Regions from separate parts of the Homo sapiens genome. Here region 2 is linked to region 1. A link is an interaction called in ENCODE POLR2A ChIA-PET data of the cell type or tissue named here. Cell type or tissue: PC-9. All regions are shown on one strand.

Evidence for each region. Peaks named below come from ENCODE experiments on the same cell type or tissue, not always from the same donor. Only the 100,000 strongest peaks of a DNase experiment are listed, where the experiment ranks them.
Region 2: POLR2A ChIA-PET joins it to region 1 with 5 read pairs; 2 of 35 experiments call an interaction of 5 or more read pairs at or near these places.

The regions. Positions count from the first base shown.
Region 1 is chr6:49,512,204-49,514,703 of GRCh38, reverse strand. The region is part of intron 2 of GLYATL3 (glycine-N-acyltransferase like 3); the gene reads right to left. Among named protein-coding and RNA genes, the nearest start is that of GLYATL3, 14 kb to the right of the region's middle. In PC-9, no CTCF peak of the experiment used is centred here; a DNase peak (open chromatin) is centred at 1,123.
Region 2 is chr6:49,595,906-49,598,405 of GRCh38, reverse strand. No RefSeq gene overlaps it. Among named protein-coding and RNA genes, the nearest start is that of RHAG, 40 kb to the left of the region's middle. RefSeq lists a silencer at 1-164. In PC-9, no CTCF peak of the experiment used is centred here; no DNase peak of the experiment used is centred here.

The DNA of each region.
Region 1 (2,500 bases):
CACCACCACACCTGGATAATTAAAAAAATTTTTTTTGTAGAGATGCGGTCTCATTATGTTGCCCAGGCAGGTCTCGAACTCCTGGGTTCAAGTGATCCTCCCACCTTGGCCTTCCAAAGTATTGAAATTACAGGCATGAGCCACCATATGCAGCCACATATTTTTATCTACTAAGAAAGATGACTGTCCTACAAAATAGCTTGCATATGTCACATGTATGCTTGTAGAAGCTGGACAAAGTTGGTGGTAACAAAGACTGCTGAACTATAGGAATCCTTTTTACCACCATTCATGTTCATCAACAGTGAAATGAATAAGTACATTGTCGCACATTGGTACTGTAGATTACAAAACAGCAATGAAATTAATTTCACAAACATAATGTTGAGCAAAAGAAGTTAGATACGAAAAAGATACTTACTGTGTGATCCAATTTATGTTACATTCAAAACAGGCACAACTAAATTATGGCTTTGGAAGTCAGGATAGTGGTCACTTTTAGGGAACAGGGAGAGGTAGCGGTTGGAAAGGGGCATTGCAGGTGGGAAGGAGTGACGTCAAAAGTAATTTTCTTTCTCTGTAGTAGTGGATGTTATGTAGGCATTTGCTTTATGAAAATTCATTAATTAAATTTCATAATTAAATTGTGTGCACTTTGTAGCTAGCATGTGTTAGATTTCAATGGACTTTGTTTTGCTTTGTTTTGTTTATAAGGACATTGGAACCTACATTTACCTCCCTTATCACTTTTTTGTTTAATTAAAAACAACTTTTTTAAAGAAAGGGGACCTTGCTGGCCTTGAACTCCTGGGCTCAAATGAACCTACTGCCTCTGCTTTCCGAGTAGATGGGACTACAAGCTTGCTACTGCACCTGACTTTATCACTATTGTAATCTAAATCACTCATTTTCTTCAATGCCTAGAATTGTACAACTTTCTTCTATATTACCCAATCTGGACCTCATTCACATATCCTCATAGAAGGAGTCTTTCCAAATTGGGTTCGGCTTATATTATTGTGTAACATGGATCACCCTTAGTGAAAATTCAAGATCTAAAGTAACCTGGAAGGGTCATGTTTGTTCTGTTAATCATTAAATTATGTGGCTGCTCATCTTGCATATACAGAGTAATGTTTATTAATAAGTTTCACATGAGGAAACTATACATTCTTACTCAAGAATGTAACCTAAATATGATTGGAATGCTCAGCATCTTAAAAGGCAAAAACCCTTTCAATATTCAGATTCAGAAAGAAAAAACATAACTTATTTGTATAGGATTTGGAACCAACTGAAATATTTGACACTGGTTAAATACAAACTCTTCCAATAGCTATTTATTCAAAGGGTGAATGTTGAGTTGAGGGGGTGTGGCTAGAAGGATATCAATGTGCTGGGGGAATGAGATGAGAACTTATGAAGGAACTTTGGAAGGATATTTAATCACTTAAAAACTAAGCTGAGGTTACAAAATCCATAGCCAAAAACTCCAAAAAATGGAGGAAGTTTAAATAAATGAAACTGTATTTTCTTTAATATTTTAATTCTCTAACACCTTTTATTATCCTGTAAAGGTCACTGAAATTTTTTTCATTATCTCTGGAAAAATAATTATTTGGACATATTATTAAAGCAAAGTAGCCTACCATTTCATTCCATTAATTCACTTCAGTGTCAGCATTGATCTTGGGAAAATTTGGGTTGGATTGTCAATTTGGTACATTTTATTTTTTAGCCAAATGATTCCAAATTCTTATTCATATTTTCGTTACCACATACAGTTTAAGCATGATCAATAAGGCAAGATGGCCAGATTTAATTCACACAGTATAGTGCATTAGAGGACTCCTTCTAGATCACTTTTGTTCAAATTTTAATGTACATAAGGATTAAATAGGGTCTTTGGTAAAAATGCAAGTCTCTGTGTTCACAAATTCTTATTTGTTATGTATCTCATGGGTGATTTGCATGCCACTCACATTTGAAAACCAGGCATAGGGCAGTCTCCTTGCTCAAGAAATTCAGCTCTTAAAGGCAATTTCACTGCATTTATAACAAGATCTAAACCTCAGTTTTATTATTTTAACTAGATTATGTTCTTAACTGCAGTGCCACCTAGTCCATACCCTTCTGCTATTTAAAATACTTTAGAACTCAAATTTATTTAGAAATAATCTAGAAATTACCTAAATTTCCTTAGGAGTCATCCAGGTGACTATGAAAAGTGTAGTTTCCAGGGGGTGAGAGGAAAGGGGAGGGAGAGCATTAGGACAAATACCTAATGCATGTAGGGCTTAAAACCTAGATGATGGGTTGATAGGTGCAGCAAACCACCATGGCACATGTATACTTATGTAACAAATCTGCACATTCAGCACATGCATCCCAGAACTTAAAGTTAAAAAAAAAAAAAAAAGAAAGAAAAAAAAAAAAAGAAAAGTGTAATTCCCTGGGCCTTATCCACAGTCTATTCAATCTGTCTCTAGCAGGAGGGAGC
Region 2 (2,500 bases), 84 kb before region 1:
GATCATAAAGCAAATCTTGGAGGGTCTTGGGTATACTCAGGAATATAAGTAAGTCTATCATTTTGATGTGCCAGGGAACTGGCTCATGATCATCATCACTCCCTGGCTTGTAAACACTCTCTCCTGCCTTCCTGCAAGGCAGTTCTTGTAAGTAATAAAGCCTTATTTTTCAAATTCTGAGATAGTGGTCTTCTTTTCACAGTAGAATAATATGTTTTTTATCTATCTTGCCTGGAATTTAGTGAAGCATTTTAATTGTAATACTTGAGTCTTCTGTTCAGTTACATTTTTTTCTACTATTTAGTAACTTTGTCTTCTTCAACTGTTAATTTTTTCTTTTTCTGGCACTCTTGTTATTCATATGGAAAGTCTGCTCGGTCTCTTATCCAAGATCTTCCCGATCTTTATTTCATTGGTTCCATTCATCTATTTCTTCAATTTATTTTTGTTTGTTTCATTGTTGTAAATCATGGTCCATTTTTGTAGGTCCAGCAAATCTGTGTGTGTGTGTTCACACGTGCATACACGTACATGTGCTATGCCTGAATTTCCTTACTTTTATAATTTTGTTTATTGGAGATGGGTGCTATTTTTGTTCAAGTTCAAAATCTGTCTGCAAAACTTAAATAACATCATACTTTATCTCTTCACACACACACACACACACAAACATCTAGGATGTTAACTAATACTGTATTTATGATAATTGGTTGATTTGATTAGAAATCTCGAGTTGTACTTACATGATCAATTCCAGGAAGTCTTTGTTATTCTTTGTTGTTATCTAAATCTGAAAGATTGACTCATAATCACTAACTGCAATTTCAGACAGTTTGGTGAAAGCTGAAATCTTCAGGCTTCCCCAACCCTTTTTTCCATAGTCCGTAACCCATTTCTTGCACAAGACAAGAGAACTCTGCTGAGGAAAGTTGTGGGCGGACTTTTCTAGTAGCTGCATTTTGTTAGAAGCCACTTACTTTGTGTGTTTTCTTGACTCTCTTCACTTTGAGTGCTGGAAGCATTAGGTGGATTGTCCTTTTTCTTTTTGTTTATTCACTGAGGGTTAAATTCCAGCTGCTGAGATACCTTGGGTGACAAAAATCTTAAAAATGAAGGAAGGGACAGTAATCTCTGGCTGAATGGATTAAAGTTTTGCCAGATGCCAAAATAGAACTTCCTTGGATTGGCACCCAAAGGAAATCTCTTTGTTCATTTGTTTTTTCACCTGCTAAAGCGTTGCATTATCTTAGAATCAGGGCTAAAAGTAGCTCAATGTATCTGCTAAGCCCTCCTGCCACCTATGGGGGACCAGAAAGACCCACTGTCATTTCAGGAACACTCAACTGAGAAGCTACATCACGATCCACTGGGAATTCACAAATCTCTGCAAACCAGCTGTACCCACATCCTTAGCTCATGACTCTACAACTGCCTCCAGACTTTCCTCCAACATACAGGAGGGAAGTTCTCTGTAGGTGTTGTCATTGGTGTCTTCCCAGAATCTAAAGGTTTCACATCCTTCAGTCCTGGTTAATGCTCAGCTCAGGAGAGGTCCTATACTTTAATTGTGGACAAGGTTAAGAGGGACACATTGAAGCGCCCATCTCCCCACTTAAATAAGCTATAAAGATGTCACTCCATGTATTTTACAACTCGATAACGTTACATGTTTCATTTAAAGTCTGCTCTTTTAAGAGCAGACACAATTCATTTATTTCTTTGTAACCCTCACATCTTCAATAGAGCACATGTTTTAGGGAAGCTTGTTTAGTGGATGAATTGATAAGTAATTGAATGACTTGAACAAACCAAGGCAATCAGCCTCAAAGAAGCAAAGGTATCCTTTTTTAAATTTATCTGGTTACTCATTTATTCAATAATGATTCATTGAGCACTGGCTAAGTTTGACTTTATAAATACAAAGTCATATAAGATAAAGCTCTTGATATATCCTAGATATATATATATATCCTAGATATATATATATCCTAGATATAGATATATCCTAGATATATATATATATATCCTAGATATAGATATATCCTAGATATAGATATATCCTAGATATATATATATATCCTAGATATAGATATATCCTAGATATATATATATATCCTAGATATATCCTAGATATATGTCCTAGATATATATATATCCTAGATATATATATATCTCCTAGATATATATATCTCCAAGATATATATATATATCTCCTAGATATATATATCTCCAAGATATATATATATATCTCCTAGATATATATATCTCCAAGATATATATATATATCTCCTAGATATATATATCTCCAAGATATATATATATATATCCTAGATATATATATCTAGGATATATATCAAGAGCTTTATCTTATATGACTTTGTATTTATAGAGTCAAACTTAGCCAGTGCTCAATGAATTATTATTGAATAAATGAGATATATATATACATATATATAGATATAGATATAGATACCCTAGAATATAGCTGGTGGATCAGTGA